Linked DNA regions of Homo sapiens: region 2 is linked to region 1. Evidence: chromatin loops called from intact Hi-C (ENCODE). Cell type or tissue: PC-3. All regions are shown on one strand. Links, peaks and the distances in the headings refer to the core of each region. The heading gives the core; the rest is flanking DNA.

The links. Peaks named below come from ENCODE experiments on the same cell type or tissue, not always from the same donor. Only the 100,000 strongest peaks of a DNase experiment are listed, where the experiment ranks them.
Region 2: it touches region 1 in a loop (2.3-fold over the local background); 2 of 110 quality-filtered maps call a loop at or near these places.

The regions. Positions count from the first base shown.
Region 1 is chr10:62,149,048-62,157,657 of GRCh38, forward strand. No RefSeq gene overlaps it. Among named protein-coding and RNA genes, the nearest start is that of LINC02621, 110 kb to the right of the region's middle. RefSeq lists an enhancer at 5,999-6,168. In PC-3, for the core only: no CTCF peak of the experiment used is centred there; DNase peaks (open chromatin) are centred at 3,604 and 4,334; H3K4me3 peaks cover 429 bases; H3K27ac peaks cover 1,509 bases.
Region 2 is chr10:62,210,832-62,220,763 of GRCh38, forward strand. It overlaps RTKN2 (rhotekin 2), which reads right to left. Exons shown (of 12, transcript NM_145307.4): 8 at 7,364-7,470; 9 at 6,287-6,418. Among named protein-coding and RNA genes, the nearest start is that of LINC02621, 43 kb to the right of the region's middle. In PC-3, for the core only: no CTCF peak of the experiment used is centred there; no DNase peak of the experiment used is centred there.

The sequences.
Region 1 (8,610 bases), core at 611-8,610:
GTGTCAAATGCATTAAGTCCTACCAGGGAAAACAGGAGAGATGTGACTGAAATACTCTTGGCGCCTCCTCAACCCCAGAGTGCTTCACTGCACAGCCCCCACTTCAATGCCACCCTCAGCCCCCAGCTTCTAGGATACCCCTGGGAGAAGATATCAAAGTCTGAGTGATGGCAGGTGGGTGGATAGACACATCAGAATCTGGTTGGGTGTGGGGAACACAAGACAGGTTTGAAAAGTTCCCCAGCTTATTCTGACGAATTCTCCCTCTGTCTCGGTTTGCCAGACTTAGCAAATAAAAACACAGGACACTGGCCGGGTGCGGTGGGTCACACCTGTAATCCCAGCACTTTGGAAGGCTGACGCGGGCGGATTACCTGAGGTCAGGAGTTCCAGACCAGCCTGGTCAACATGGTGAAACCCCATCTCTACTAAAAATACAAAAATTAGCCAGGCATGGTGGCACACGCCTGTAATCCCAGCTACTTGGGAGGCTGAGGCAGGAGAATTGCTTGAGCCTAGCAGGCGGAGGTTGCAGTGAGCAGAGATCGTGCCACTGCACTCCAGCCTGGCCGACAGAGCAAGACTCTGTCTCAAAGAAAAACAAAAACAAACAAACAAAAGACAGGACACCTAGTTAATCTGAATTTAGATAAACAATGAATAGTTTTTAATTTAAATGTGTCCTATGTGATATTGGGAGAATACTTATACTAAAAAAAAACTGTTTATCTGAAACTCAGTTTTAACAGGGCATCATTGTATTTTATCTGGCAACTCTCCCACCTTCCCCACCCTCAAACAGGAAAGTGACATTTTAAAATACCATTCTAAAAAAAATACACTAACTGTCAAAAAGTAGAGAAGTATAAAAAATAAAAATAAAAACCAGGCATAATTTTACCATCCAGAGTTGTTAAGCACTGCTATCATTTTGGTCTATTCCTTGTCAGTCTGTGTGTGTCTGTCAGAGGTTTATTGTCAACCATGTATTTATTTATAAAATTTGGATTACACCAAACATAGTTTTATGTTATTCTTTTCCTCTATAAAATTATATATATAAAGACCAGTCACGGTGGCTCACACCTGTAATCCCAGCACTTTAGGAGGCCGAGGCGGGCGGATCACGAGGTCAGGAGATCGAGACTATCCTGGCTAACACCGTGAAACCCCATCTCTACTAAAAATACAAAAAATTAGCTGGGCGTGGTGGGCAGGCACCTGTAGTCCCAGCTACTCGAGAGGCTGAGGCAGGAGAATGGCATGAACCCAGGAGGTGGAGCTTGCAGTGAGCCAAGATTGCGCCACTGCACTCCAGCCTGGGCGACAGAGCGAGACTCCATCTCAAAAAAAAAATAATAAAAAAATTACATATGAAAATATATAACATATTTTCTTACATATAATGTATAACAAATTTTCTTATATATAATATATAGCATTAAACCTAAGAATATATGTTATATATATCTTTATGTCACATATCATTATATATATTTAATGTTACATATTTTCTTATGTCTTTAAATATCCTTTATGAGCATGTCTTTTTAAAATTTACTTTAAGTTCCCGGGACACATGTGCATGTTTGTCATATAGGTAAACTCATGTCATGGGGGTTTGGTGTACATATTATTTCATCACATAGATAATAAGCATACTACCTGATAGTTACTATTTCTGATCCTCTCCCTCCTCCTACCCTGTCCCTTCAAGTGGACCCAGTGTGTGTTCTTCTCCTCTCTGTGTTCATATGTTCTCATCATTTAGTTCCCACTTACAAGTGAAAACATGTGGTATTTGGTTTTCTGTTCCAGAGTTAGTTTGCGAAGGATAATGGACTCCAGCTCCATCCATGTTCCTGCAAAGGACATGATATCATTCTGTTTTTTGGTTGCTGCATAGTATTTCATGGTGTATAGGTATTTTCTTTATCCAGTCTATCACTGACGGACATTTAGGTTGATTCCATGTCTTTGCTATTGTGAATAGTGCTGCAATGAACATATACATGCATGTGTCTTTAGGGTAGAACAATTTATATGCCTTTGGTTATATACCCAATGATATGGTTTGGATCTGTGTCCCCACACAAATCTCATGTTGAATTGTAATCCCCAGTGTTGGAGATGGGGCCCAGTGGGAGGTGATTGCATCATGGGGGCGGATTTCCCCCTCGGTGCTGTTCTCCTGATAGAGAGTGAGTTCTCCTGAGTTCTGGTCATTTAAAAGTGTATGCACCTTCCCCCATCCCCTTCCTCCTGCTCTGGCCATGTGAAGTACTGGTTTTCCCCTTTGCCTTTGACCATGATTACAAGTTTCCTGAGGTGTCCCCAGAAGCTGAGCAGATCCCAGCATCATGCTTCCTGTACAGCCTATGAAACCATGAACTAATCAAACCCCTTTTCTTTATAAATTATCCACTCTCTGGTATCTCTTTGTAGCAGGGCAAGAATTGACTAATACACACAATTAATGAGATCACTGGGTCGAATGGTAACTCTGCTTTGGGTTCTCTGAGAAATCACCAAACTGCCTTCCACAATGGCTGAACTAATTTACATTCCCACCAGAATTGTGTAAGCATTCCCTGTTTTCTGCAACCTTGTCAGCATCTGGTTTTTTTTTTTTTTTGACTTTTTAATAATAGCCATTCTGACTGGTGTGAGATGGTATCTCATTTTGGTTTTGTATTGCATTTCTCTAATGATCAGTGATATGGAGCTTTTTTTCCATATGCTTGTTGTCTACATGTATGTTTTCTTTTGAAAAGTGTCTGTTCATGTCCTTTGCCCACTTTTCAATGGGGTTGTTTTTTTCTTGTAGATTTGTTTAAGTTCCTTATAGATGCTAGATGTTAGACCTTTGTCAAATGCATAATTTACAAATATTTTCTTTCATTCTGTAGACTGTCTGTTTATTTTGCCAGATCTGTTGATAGTTTCTTTTGCTATGCAGGCCTTCTGTTTAATTAGATCTCATTTGTCAATTTTTGCTTTTGTTGCCATTGCTTTTGGCATCTTCATCATGAAATCTTTGCCAGTTCCTATGTCTACCATGGTATTTCCTAGGCCATATTCCAGAGTTTTTATAGTTTTGGGTTTATATTTAAGTCTTTAATCCACCTTGAGTTGATTTTTGTATATGGTGTAAGGAAGGAGTCCGGTTTCAATCTTCTGCATATGGCTGGCCAGTTATCCCAGCATCATTTATTAAATAGGGAGTCCTTTCCCCATTGCTTGTTTTTGTCAGCTTTGTCAAAGATCAGATGGTTGCAGGTGTATGGCTTTATTTCTGGGCTCTCTATTCTGTTGCATTGGTCTGTGTGTCAGTTTCCGTACCAGTACCATGCTGTTTTGGTTACTGTAGCCCTGCACTACAGTTTGAGGTCGGGTAACATGATGCCTCCAGCTTTGTTCTTTTTGCTTAGGATTGCCTTGCCTATTTGGGCTCTTTTTTAGTTTCATATCAATTTCAAAATAGTTTTTTTCTAGTTCTTTGAAGAATGTCATTGGTAGTTTGATAGGAATAGCATTGAATCTGTAAATTTCTCTCGGCAGTATGGCCATTTTAACGATATTGATTCTTCCTATTCATAAGCAAGGAATGTTTTTCCATTTTCCTTAAAGAGATGTGTCATCTCTTTATGAGCAGGTCTTTTTAATGCCTAAAAATGCTCAATGTTATTTCAACTCAGACATGTAGGGGAATGAGAAGAACAGATTTGTTCAGACCCCTCAATTTTTGCAGATGGCAATTAGCAATCAGATGCTTGATATAGCAAACATCCAGCACCATGCTAGACCCATAGGAGGGGTTCATAAAACGCTTGTGGATTAAGTGAATAAAATATTCTCTCATTATAATGAGAGAATAAGTATTCATTATAAATGAGAGAATAAATTCCTTTAGACTCTGGGAGCACTCTAATCCAAACACAATATCCACATTTCCATTGTACAGGTTCCCGATGAAAGAAACAGGTGCTGTTTGGACTTCAGCAAGAAGTTGATAATGTAGCATTCTGACCTTTGATGTTGAATACAGGCAAAGTTGTGATTTTACTTTAAATTTCATAAATACTCAGCATCCATTTGGTGTCAGGCCCTATTGTAAGTACTCAACACAGAAATGAACAGGAGGAATGACATACACATGAAATTATATTTGTATGTGGTGATAATGAAGAAACAGATAATAAAAGAGTAATTAAATAAACATAATAATTTTATAGTGATGAATGAGAACTGAAACCATTATAAGCACACAGCTTACTGTACATCCTAACATGATCCAACTATTTGACTCAGCATTAACATGATTGCACAACTCCACAAAATGCTAGCCCTAAAATGATGAAGCTGCAAATAATGTTATTGTTTGTTTCAGGAAGTTCCTGGAAATGCATTTGTCTGACCAATAGACTCTTCACTAGTCCTCATCAGAGTAGCTGGCCCCTTCTCAGAACAACCCAAGGGGTTTGCATACCTGTCGAGGTGCTGTGTGAAAACCTCACTTCACTATATTCATCAGTCCCAAACTATTATATCACAACTTTGAACAATTCTAATTAGTCTCTACATTAAAAGACCCACCTAAACTAGTTCCTCAAAATCTTATCAATATTCCATCCTTGACCACCCCCTTCTAAGATGCTTCTAAGATTCCATCAAAGGAGCCGTATCTCTTACTGCACTGGGGAATAAACTTGACCTTGTGCAATCAGCAGGTTATTTCAGTAGGCTGTGTGCGATTCAGCAGTCAACATGAATGGTCTAAAGTCAAAGATGCAGAAACATTCAATCCACAGTGATGGAGGTGGGGCTGGTGGTGACAATACTTTCATGTGGATGAAACCTCTTAAAAATGGTTAACATTTGAGCTGAGACCTAAATGAAGAAAGGATCTGGTCTGGTCATATCCCGAGGACAAAAACTTACAGGTGTGAAAGTAACAAAAGGAAGATTGATAGTAAAGCAAAGGAGGTCAGAGAGGTAGGGGTGCATGGCAGATAGTGTAGTTCATTACAGGCCAATGTAAGGAATTTAAATTTTATGCTAAATATGATTTTTTACACTGGAGTATTTAAGCAAGAAAGTAACATCCCTTCATCTGTCCATCCAGTCAATGAATACTAATTGAGACCTTTCTCTTGCCTGGAATGTATGGGTATAAACTGCACTGCAGATTTAGCATTCTGGAGGAAATATAGACACAAATAGCCCCATGCAGAAGACCAATCCCAGTACATTGCAGGAAGTGTGGGAAGAAAGAATGACCACTAAGCTACATAGTCAGAACTGGCCCTTCCTTGTCATGGTTCAGCTCCTGCATATCCAGGGTTCAATGTGAGCAAAGTGTGCCTGGTAGTGGTTCCCAGTCGCTGAGGTCCATAGGGCACTACAGCACACCCAGGTTGTAAACTCCCCAGGAGCAGCGATCTGTATTATTTTTATCTAAGGGCCTCAGGACCAAGCACAGGGCATGGCATAGAGTAGGTGCTCAATACATGTTGGAATGGATATTCTGCTTTTTAGGTATTTATGCTATACCCAGTTCCAGAAAGTTTTAAAGTTGTGTACAGAGCTCCATACATTATTAAATAACAAAAATAAATGATGAAATGGATCAAGGGAATGGGAAGTTAGGGAAATAAGATAAAACCAGGGATAAAGTCAGTGGTTAAAAATCCTTAATGAGCAGTTTTGAGTAGAGGTGAACTACAAAGTCTTCTAGCAGCCAGTGAAAAGAGAGCAAAGGCCAGTTGCTGTATTCACAGAAACAAAATTAGGAGCAATAACAAGAAGCCAGCGCCTCAGGAAGAGCCTAGCTCTTTCTAATGTTGAATCAAAGACTTTTTTTATGGTCTTCATGAAGGGATTTTCTGTGAGACAGTAAATAACAACATCCTTAGAACAAATACAGTTGTGGGTTTCAAATGGACATTTCTTGAAAGACCCCCTGGGAGCATTACCCAGGCACATCTGAGCATAACTCCATCAAGGAGACTTGGCCAGGGAGGAGAGGGTAGAGCACACAATTCTGATCAACAGCTTGCTGGTGACTGTAATGTAGAATGGTAGAGAAACCTTGATGGGTGCTGGAGAGAGTGGAGGATTAAGCTGACTGACCCAGTGGTTACTGCACTTGCTGGAGGCAGGTGCATGTGTGCCTCTTACACACTTATGGCAGGGAGCAACTTGTAATGCGGGAAGTACCTTCTTCTTACAACCTGTATGGAGCATTCTTAGGCCCTCTTCCTAAAATTAGGGGGAGGGGCCTCCATAGAGGAGGGATTTGTGGAGAAGGGAATCTTCATGAAGTGCTATAGTAAACACTTCATATATTAACTCTGTGAAGAAAGCATCTCCTGGCAGGCAAGCTTACAAAATGTGTGCAGTTAGTGGCGGGGTCGTCCAGGGCCTGTCTGCGGCTCCATCAGGGTGCCCCATTTCCTGGCTCTTACGGGGGCCATAAAAGCCAGCTCCTGACTGATCGTTGACATACGAGGTGACAGGCAAGGAAATGGTTTCCTTTGGCCACATGTGTGTATCCTAATTTACAGCTCCTCTGGAATTAGCAAGGGCAGATGCTATTGAACAATTATGGACTTCCAATGGCTTCTTCATAAAGGAGAACACTTGGTTTTGAAAAGAAAATCATGGTGAATTCAATACAAAAAAGTAACATCTTTTTATCATTGTCGTTATTATTGAATATATGTAAGCACTCTTTAAATTAACTGGATTTTCTTTTGTTTTTGTTTGTTTGTTTGTTTTTTAGACAGAGTCTTGCTGTCACCCAGGCTGAAGGGCTGGAGTGCAATAGCGTGATCTCGGCTCACTGCAACCTCTGCCTCTGGGGTTCCAGCAATTCTTCCTGCCTCAGCCTCCCAAGTAGCTGGGATTACAGGCACCCACCACCACACCCAGCTAATTTTTCTGTATTTTTAGTAGAGACGGGGTTCCACCACGTTGGCCAGTCTGGTCTCAAACTCCTGACCTCAGGTGATCCACCCACCTTGGCCTCCTAAACTGCAGGGATAAAGACATGAGCCATCGCACCCAGCCAAGAGAGATTTATCTCTTGCCAAGCTCATTGTCTTGTTGGATCCTGACATCGCTCATAGATGGGAAAATGGAGGCCCAGTGAGGGTTAAGTGATGTCTCTTCAAGGCCACAAAAAGTTATTCCTAAATCCTAGTTTCCTAACTCCTAGTCAATAGCTCTTTACATGACATGATGTTGATGAAGCGTCCAGCCCAGTGCCTGGCACTAGCAGCAGAAGCCCAGTGATTATTCATTTACCCTGCTTCCAAACTTCCTCTTTTCTACTTTTCTACTAAAGAGATACTCATAGATTGAAGGATAAGGTGTAACTCCCCCCATCGGTCTACCTGCTTTTCCCACTTTGTGGAGATACGTGCTTTTCTTTGAGTCCCAAGTGGAATGCTCTAAACATGTGTTCTTAATAAAATACAGAGACCAACTAAAATGTAGAAGGTTGTCAAGTCTCAGATCCATAAGGTCGGCAAAAGAATCCCCTCTTAGCCTTCTAACTCAGGCTTGTCACTGAGTCTGTGACCCCAGACCTGTCCCCATGTCTTTCTTTTCCACATGGCTTTACGGTTACCACGCGTTTTGGGAGTGCTCACATTTGAACAGAGGGATAGGGAGAAATATCAAACAGGATGGAGCTATGAGCTTCCACAAGAAGAGTAGAAACAGAGGATGGGAGTGTCCGTGCAGACCACAGGTTGTACATTCTGGTGAAGGAGATGAGGCAAGAAAGAAGTCCATAAATTCTCAGACAATAAGGTCTGGGAAATAAATTCTTTGGATGACAATAGGGAGGTGGTGAAATTTATGAGTATGATTACATAGTGCTGGATTTGTACTGTTTAGACTGGAAAGTCAACAACAATACAGTGCTTGGGGTATTCTCCATATGATCATTTTCCTTCCATTAGGCATAGAATTTTAAAATTATTTCCAAAATACATTCTGACTTTGTATTATGTACATATTTGTTTCAGTGCGGGGGAGGGGGAGCAGGGGAGGAAGGATGATGCCCAGTGCCCACCAATACTGATCCTAAAGAGATTATTCTCTAAGTAAATGCCTTCCGAAGGCCTACCTGATGAATGAAAAGATGCACCTTAGGATGGGTTGCCGGATGTTACAACGGACTATGGAAGAAATATTAATAGTCTTTTTTTTTTTAATGGCAGAGGAAGAACTATGAATGGCTTAAGTCAAACAGGAAGGGGAAATAAATGCAAATTGCTAGTATCCCAAGTATAGGAAAAGAAGCTAAGGTACTTCCAAAGGATTTCAACATCAAGGGTTGAAACAAAAGCTTTGCCTTCTGCTAACCAGAACACTAATTAACCAGATCGGGCTTCTCCCTGACATTCATCTATTTGCAGACTCTGAATCCTTAGTCTCCTTTTATCCAGCAAGTTCCCCAACTATGATTACCTCCAATATATGAGCTCATTTCTCTGCACTTATTCCCAAATGGTTGACATCGATTTGCAACGTTAATGAAGTAAGTACCCAACTATCCTTGTTCATGAGCTATTAGCTCGGTATTGATTGTAGCCTTAA
Region 2 (9,932 bases), core at 974-8,973, 62 kb after region 1:
TTTTGCTATATTTACTTTTAAAAATCTGAATAGTTGATATGATTAGATATTAAGGAAACTAATATAATTGGATTAAAATCCCATGTGCTTCATAATAATTTTGCTTTCTAGGTTCTATGATAAATATAATAGTTAAAAGTATTTTCAAAACAATTTATCCAAAGTCTACTACACTAAATAGTGTTATTGACTTGTTTAGTACAGATTTTATTAAAATGAATGATGTATATAATATTTAAAACAAGAAAAGGCTTGATCTCAAAGACTCACACTTTTTTTTAACCGTCACACCCCTCACCATATTGACAATGGATAAAGCTTTAGTTAACAAAATGCTTTCTATAATGTGTAGGAAATTCAGTTAAGTACCTGTTATTGAGAATGTCTTGCTCAAGAACATTCTTGTGAAGTTTTCTGAATTTGAAGCAATCACTTTGAAGTAAATCACCCTTTCAAATTTGGATTGACAATGGGAGGGGAATAGCTCTTAGGCTTTTCTTCCCTTAATGTGACTATTTCCACAGATGGCTCCCTATGAAAATTAATGAACTAACTTAGCCTTACAAGAAATGCCATTTAGAAGGACAAGAATTATAGCTTGAGAACAGATCCTGTGATCTAAATAACAGAACTATTATTTATATACCTTAGCAATTGTGAAATTTATGTTTTCAAATAATTTTTAAGTAGCATTAAGGAAAATTATTTTCATGAGAAAAGAAGAAAGACAATCAAAAGACAAAAAACTCTGATTTGTATTTAATGTTTAACATTATTAAGCTTAAAGATCTTAGAGACCATTAGAAATATACTAAAAACTAAAAGAGAAACACTATTCTTTTTTCTTGAGATGGAGTCTCACTCTGTCACCCAGGCTGGAGTGCAGTGGCACAATCTCGGCTCACTGCAACCTCCACCTCCCAAGTTCAAGCAATTATCCTGCCTTACTTAGCCTCCCGAGTAACTGGGACTACAGGCGTGTGCCCCCATGCCTGGCTAATTTTTTGTGTTTTTAGTAGAGATGAGGTTTCACCCTGTTATCCAGGATGGTCTTGATCTCCTGATCTCCTGATCCGCCCGTGCTGACCTCCCAAAGTGCTGGGATTACAGGCGTGAGCTACCGCACCCAGCCGAGGAACACTATTCTTAAAAGTTTTACTTGATCCTTACCTGCTGTATCAGAAAATACCAAACTGGTTTTTATCCTTTGTTTATTTAAGAATACATTGTTCGAGACCACCCTGGGCAACATGGTGAAACTCCATCTCTACTTAAAAAAAAAATATATATATATGGGGTAATTAAAACTTTTAGGTAAATAATAGTTATGGCCAGTAGCTAGCTGTTTTGTAGGCACTACCAACAGGGCACAGCGAAAACTTCAAAAATTAGCCGGGCATGGTGGTAGGTGCCTATAATCCCAGCTACTCAGGAGGCTGAGGCAGGAGAATAGCTGGAACCTGGGAGGTGGAGGTTGCAGTGAGCCAAGATGGCACCACTGCAATCCAGCCTGGGCAACAGAGTAAGACTCTGTCTCAAAAATAAATAAATAAATAAATAAATAGGAAAAAAAAAGAATATACTAAGAGACTGGGTATGGTGGCTCATACTTGCAATCCCAGCACTTTGGGAGGCTGAGGCAGGCAGAATTGCTTGAGCCGAGGAGTTTGAGACCAGCCTGGGTAACATGGTGAAACCCTGTCTCTACAAAAAATACAAAAATTAGCCAGGTGTGGTGGCACGTACCTGTAGTCCCAGCTACTAGGGAGGTTAAGGTGGGAGGATCCCTTGTGTCTGGGAGGTGGAGGCTGCAGTGAGCTGTGATGGCACCATTGCACTCCAGCCTGAGAGACAGGGCCAGACCCTGTCTCAAACAAACAAACAAACAAAAAACCAAAAAGAAAACGCTAATAGCATGTCTCCCTTACAAATCTGCAAGGTAAGAAAAACAATCAAAATATCTACATTAGATTTAAAAACCAAGTAATTTAAAACACTGAATAGATAAAAACCTATTAATTTATCACTATATGAGACAGTGAAGGTAGGGCAGGGAGGAAGATAACACTCATCTGCTACCCCTGGAGGGAGTAATATCAACTCCAATATATATTACCAATACCAATGCTATACCAATACATGACACCAACTTCTTACCCTGAAAATTGGCAATTAAGATACCAAGTATTTATCCTGCCTTTTCACAAGAGACTGTAATTCATCCCTAGTTGATAAGAAAAACTTCTTTACAAAAAGAATGCCAAAAGGAAGGACATATGTAGAAGGAAAGTAGTATGAGAAAATCACCCAGAATCTTCCGTGTAATAAGTGATTTAGGCAAAGACAATCACAGGTGGCTAAAACCATTATGTGAAAGATTGTTAGAAAACAAACACAGTCACACAGTGCCAAAGTGTCTCCTCACTGACTACTTGCTAATAGTAAAGAGGGAAGATTATGTTGGAGAGAGGGCATCACCAGTAGTGGCGACAACCTGACATCATGAGCCTCCTAACGGGAGGCTCTATAACGTACTTGTCTGATCGACCATAAAATATTCTAATAAAAATATTTTACATAAATACAATCAAGCCTCTAGACCTCATTTACAAATTAGAAGAATTGTCGAGGATGCATAATCCCTGAATAATCCTGGACTGAAGACCTGAGCTAAAAGGCCATTTTGGGAAAATGGGAAATCTGAATATGGACTGAATATTAGGTGACATAAGAGTTATTTTTAATTTTCTTAGCTGTGATAATGGTATTATGATTATGTATATATATGAAAGGTCCCTATTTTTATTAATAGGAGTTACATGTTGAAGTATTCAGGAATGAAGTATCATGATATCAAAGTCTTATGTTCAAATGGGTCATCAAAAAATATAGATTTAATCAAAGAGATAATGTAAATATGACAAAATGTTAACTGCTGAGTCTAGGTGGTATGTATATGGGCCATCAGTATGGTTTTTTTTGTTTCAACTTTTCTGTACATTTGAATCATTTTGTAAGTTAAGAAAAAACAAAAATTACTTTAAAAGGAAAAATAATTATATAACAGTCATGTTTTAGGAAGTAACAAATATATTTCTTGACTGGGATAGTGCTTGATTTTTTCAATAAGGAGATCAGTGAATTCACTATTAAGAGGGAAGTTTTCAGGTGAATGGAAAAATTCAAAGGAAGCCTGAAGTAGAAGAACTACAAAGAGAAAAAGGCTTCTAAAGAGAAAAACACAGGAAACCAACACTGGAGAAAATTAAGATGGCAATATTGCAAAGAAGGAAAACAGAATACTTTGTCACCAGTTTCATCTTTGAGATTAACAATTAAATTATATTTATTTATATTCTATAATAATAATAAATATATCTTTCCAACCTTAACTCTTATTTTATGTCTAATTTTAAAATGCTCTTTTGTACTTTAGACAGAAGTTATGTACAACGGAAGAGATAATTAAGTCACCAGTCCTCAAGGTCAAATGTAGCTCACATTGTCTTCAAGTATAAGGCTAAATCTATACAAATTACTAAATTAATAATTTTCCTGTGATATGTAATGGCCAATTGTGGAAGAAACACTGGAATTTGCAAGTCTGCTGACTTCAGTCATCTTACAATGCCACTGATTGACTACAAAATCTCATTAGTCACCTGGCCATCAGCCTTTATTACCACAAGGAAAAGTAAATCAATTAAAATAGGTCAATTCAGTCAGGCCATATAAACATTGTCACCACTTTTCTGGAATTAGATCCTTGTCATCAGACTGAAAATACAGACACACTGACTACAATAACACAGTTTTATTATAAATGTTCTCTTAAATTTAAATCGTAAAGTTTCCACACACATGCCTAAGCCATCGCCTATAAGTCTGCTGTGGTTTCATGCTCAGAACCTCATTTTATAGCTACTTTTTAACTTTCAAAATTGATTTACAGTGATATGAAGAGAGGAAAAAGTCTAATTTTGCCTTCCAAATCTGGTCTAGCAGTACGCCTATGAGGAAATAGCAAAAACAGTCCATGAATTTTTATCTATTTTTTCCTACTCATTAGGAAAAGGGTGAGCCATATAATTTTCCTTACTAGTTTGGAAAGTTCTATCTGATCTCTGAGACTATTTCTTCACTTGTAAAAGAAATAATATACCTGTAAAACAGGGCTGTCATCCCTGCTTTGCCTACCTTAAAGGACTGAGATATGGCGAGTTGAATTCCTTCGAGACTGTCTTCAAATAAAACTAATGACTTCAAAAATATCATTTGTTTAGATTACATTTTATTTTATGACTGAATATTCTATGGTATAAAATATAAGAAAAAAATTAGTAGGATTTCATTTTTACTCCTCAGCTATTTAGTAAAAGCCAAAGTAGACATAATCATATACACAGAACTTTTACCAAAATTATTTAAGCTGAATCTAGTGAAATAATTAGTTACATATAGATTTGGAGAGATTCTAAGAAGAAAACTGGCCTGGACTTTTAAAAAATGTCAATGTAATGAAAGGCATAAATAAATAAAGGCAGGAGGTGAAGGGCACAATTTAGATGAAAGGAATCAAAGGAAATGCTGACCAGATGCACTATAGGATCCTTGATGAGGTCCTGGATCAGACACTAAATAAAAATTAGAAATGATATTTTGGGGACAATTAGAGCAATTTCTTCTGTATATTAGATAATATTGTATCAACAATAAACATTTTGAGCATGACAATAATATTATGGTTATGAAAAAGTGTCCTTGGTTTTAGGAGAAATATGCTAACATATTCAGAGAAGAAATGTTACGTTGTTTGCAACTGATTTTAAAATGGTTCAGAAAAAAATTTTAACTAGAAAGAAAGCAAATGTGGCAAAATGTTAACAACAGCTGAAAAGTCTAGATGAATGGTATACAGGTGTTCATTATTCTGTTTCAATTTTTCCATCTGAAATTTTCAAAAGACTAAAGTATGAAAAAGCGACAGGAAATACAACACTGCATAAACCAAACAAAATAAAAAGTTGGCAAGTAATGAAAAAAGCATGTCAATTTTTCATTAATAAAATTATATATTTCAAAAACTTAATTTTCTAAGCCAAAATAGATTCATTATAATACTGATGTATTATGTCCTTGATTTGTCAAAACAAAACAGTTTAAACAAAACAGTTAAATTAGGTGAATTTATATAATAAAAGGTCTCACTAAAAGACTTTCTGTAAGTAAAAAGCAGTGTAATTTCTAAAAGTGGAATAGAAACAGACAAAAATGTTATTATTGGAAAAGATCATGAAACTAAACTCAAGTCTTTATAGATCAGTAGACTGGTACCCACGCGTTTTCAGGAATACAACTATTATATAAAAGGACGTACAACTTTACATTCTTCTTTAAAGGATAATTTCAAAGACAAGGAGAACAAATGTGATGGCTCATGTTTTATCACACACTTCAACTACACCAAAGACAAGCAAAGTAGAACAACTAGAAACAATTAGGGGCAGCCCACAGGCAAAAACCATGATATTTTGGTTTAGAAATGCAATTATTTTAGAGTAGGAATGCTCTAAAAAATGAGGAAAGAAAAATCCTCTAATCAACACTAGACTTGAATAACAGACAAAGCTAAATTTAAGACCGTGAGGTAGAAGAAACTAAGTTTGCCTTATATTGAAGTTTTCCTATAGGATTCTAGATGAAAAAATTGTAGCTAGATTTCAATAGTCTCCTTTGTAACAAACCAGTATATATATACTTGACAAATTTTCTAGGTAGTGTGGTACTACTTTTTAAATGCAGTATAAGCACTCAACTATTCTAAATGGACTGTCAGGCTTTTCTGTTCTGTCAGAAGACTGGACAATTGCCTATCAATCCCATAAGAAATCAGAAAGTATAGTCAAGAATGTCTTTTTATGGCTTCATTTGAATGCTAACTAGAAACAGCATCACTATAATAACATGAGCTAACAATTTATGTTTAATCTCTTAAGTAAATTCATAAAAAATTTAAATATACTGCTAATGTGGAGTTACATTCTCTGCCTTAAAACCTATTTACTGGTATAGATGTCCATTACTATGTTTTCTTAGGAAATATACATTTTCTTATAACAGATAAGCTCTAATAGAAAAACAGAAACAGATTAAATCATATTTATGAAGTAACCTGTTTTTACCAGTACTTCTCTTTTATTTATAAGACAACAACAATGTAAACTGCACAGACAAAAACAAACTTCCTAAGATGTATATTTTTTTCTCAAAATAGCATTTCCTTTACCTTGTTAATGGGTACTACCAAAGCTGGTTCCACTTTAGCTTCAATTTCCTCTGGACTGTAAAAACAATAGAGTTTACCTCCTCGCAAAACACAATACAACCTTCTCCAACTAATCAGACCTTCTACCATTTGCTGAAAAAAAAAAAAAAAAAATCAAGAGACTATCAATTTTAAGTTATTATCACTTTAAATACATCAAAATACTTATCAAGGTTAAATTAGTTATTTAGAATTTTTAAAATGTGATGGAATTATCCATTAATTTGATATACAAAAGGTTAATTGCCCCAAATCCAAGAGTATGTTAATATCAGAGAAGAAAAGTTTGGAATTCTTAAAGGCATTAAGTGAAATGGAGGCAACGATTACCACCTAACTTTTACACACATAAAACCATAGATCAATGGTGTTTTAGAAAAGCTAGTCGATTAAAAATTAGTGCTTAGAATTCTATAGCAATTCATCAAATGACTCAGGAAAATTATAAAAACAATTCTGTATGTTCAAAATATTATTTTCCCTTACTGTTCTCAGAGCATCGGAAAATGTCAACTACCCTTTAAGAATGCAAATTTTCTTTCCTCCTAATGGAATCTTTTAGAAAAAGCTATTGATTCATTGAAGTTCACAATTAATTATTTACTGAATATAAATAACTATGGTTATAAATAAATCAGCAGTAGGTGGCACAGAGGCAGGCAGCTTTGGAAGCTCAGAGTCCTAAACCGTGCCAAACGCTGTCTGCCAGAAAGACCTTTATGTGAAAGGTGTTGAGCAGCCCTCATCAGTTTCCACACGGAGCCCTCTGTTGCTGATTATCCTGTTGCTGCTATTAATGAAGCAGAGGAGCATGGAGAGGTAGCGCCTTAGCCATCAACATCGCAGTAGATCCCTCCCTACCTTGTCATTCTTTTCACCCCGCACCCCCTACAGTTTATATCTGATAACATTTAGAAAACTGACATTTAAAAAAAGACTTAAAAAATACTTCTCAATATCAGAAGGTGAAACAACTGCCTGTATATTAAGATTTAAAGTAGAGCTACAATTGTTGTAGGATATTTAAAGTCCTCTAACCTGCTGATTAAGAAATCCTGCAAATGCATCCTCAGCCATACAAGCTGGCTGGGCAACTAGTCGGCAGCACATGTTGCCATACAGGGGAAGCCAAAATGAAGACTCCTCTATTTAAAGGAGAAAGAAAAAAAAAAATCAAGTTATAAATATAAGTTTATTTAAGGTCATCATACATTTTGATTTTTCTCTTTTTACAATTTTGTTTTGCTTTGTACAGAACATATTTTAGAATTAGTTTCATGTAAAGATTCATCCTACCCAAATACCAGTGCCATATTAAGTGAGAAAATCAAATATGAGAATAGAAAGGACAGGATAATATTAAACTGACAGTTTATAGCATGCTATCACCTGAATAAAAATGAACTGTTTAGTCTCTTGTTTGATTTTAATTATTCAATGAAAGTTGTTCAGAGAATATAAGTGATCTCATTTAATATAAAAACATTCTAATAAAGTAATTTATGTTTGTCAAATTCTACTTTTTGTTCTGATTTTCATTATAATAATTAGAAAAGTGATCCTCTGAATAAAACATTATTTCACTTTGCGAGGCCGAGGCAGGCGGATCACTTGAGGTCAGGAGTTTGAGATCAGCCTGGCCAATATGGTGAAACCCTGTCTCTACTAAAAATACAAAAATTAGCTGGGCATGGTGGTGCATGCTTGTAGTCCCAGCTGCTTGGGAGGCTGAGGCCGAAGAATCGCTTGAGCCCAGGAGGCGGAGGTTGCAGTGAACTCAGACTGCACCACTGCACTTCAGCCTGGGCAACAAAGCAAGACTCCATCTCAAAAACAAAGCAAAACAAAAACAAAAAACATTATTTCAGAGAACTTAAGATAACTTCATCAACATTTTTGGCCCTTCCTCCTCCCCTTCTTTTGCTGAACAATTCAGTCATAAGCCATTAGATAGAGCCCCCAACATGAACATCTGTGCCAGGACTGGAGAAGGAGCTGTGGTGTGCTAGAAATGGATGATGGAGACAGGCAGAATGAGAATGGTGAGTAGCAGGGGCTGCCTGCAGGAGGTATCAGCACCTGAAGGGCCTGAGAGGGTGATGACACTGGGGCGCAGCCTAGATTTGGGACTCTGTCTTGAGCAAGCAGGGTAAAAGAGATATGCCTGGGAAGAGGAGCCTGACATCGAACATTAGAGCCCAATGAATGAAGAAGTAGCCCAGATTGAAGGACAATTAAAAAGCATGATAATTAAATGAAATGTATGATTCTGCATTGTATCCCTCTGCCATAAAGAACATTATTGTGACAATGGGCAACATCTTGAATGGACTCTGAGGATTATATGGTGGTAATGTATTAGTATTCATTTCTTGACTTCAAGAGTGATGATGATGTAGCTGAATGTCCTGATAGTAGGAAATATGTATTAATACATTTTGGGGTACAGACTATCATGTAAGCAACTTGCTGTCATAATTTTTTTGAGAAAAAAAAGATCTTGACATTTAAGCTGAGTGTGGTGGTGTCTGCCTGTAGTCCCAGCTACTCCAGAGGCCAAGGTGGGAGGAGTGCTTGCACCCAGGAGTTTGAGGCCAGACTAGGTAATATACCGATACCCATCTCTAATTAAAAAAAAAAAATCTTGACATTCAACTTGCAACTTTTCTGTAAGTTTGACATTGTTTAAAAAAGTTACTTCAAAAAACATTAAGATAGTCCTTTAATGAAGATACCTACCTGTGTACTACCTATCTATATGGAGGAAAGCATTAAATAATTTATTCTAGACATCAGAGTATAAATAAAAACCAAACATATGGCCCTTAGTTCACACTGGATCACATAAAAATGATTTTTAAAGTTTTGGCTGTGCCCTGTTGGTAGTGCCTACAAAATCGCTAGCTACTGGCCGTAACTATTATTCACCAAAAAGTTTTAATTACCCCAGAATTTTTTTTGTAAAAATAGTTAATATATACATGCAAGGCAGCAAAGGTTTGTAGTAAAACCAAAAAGTTTTAAATTTACCTACCCAAGATTCTACTATAGAATAGTACACAACAATGTTCTGAGACTATTCAAATCTTTTTCATTAATACATTTTAAAGCTGCTATATTTTAGAAATAAGGGGCTTAATCTGGGAAAAATAAATGCACGAGCATAATACATACAATTCCAAAATGCAAACACAAATAAACAAAAGTTATCTTTCCTAAAACAGGCAGCAAATGAAATGAAAATTCTGTAAAAGCATGTATTTCAGTAATACATCTGAAATCAACTTTGTGATTTGTAAATTTAGAAGTTTGAAAGCAAATTTCTTTATATAGGCAATCTCAGATTTATGAATAGCTTATGTTCTAAAAATCTGTAAGTTAGTTGAAAAGTACATCATAAAGAGTAAGAAACACGAAGGATACAATGAAAAAGACTAACATAGGTTTAACAGGCATGCAAAAAGAACAAAAGCTACACAACAGCAGAGGCAGTTTCAAACAGGTAGGAGAGATTTTGTCCAAACTGATGAAACATATCAACAATGTAAAGAAGCTCAAGAAACCCCAAGCAGCATAAATAAACTCTACACCTAATTATACCATGGTA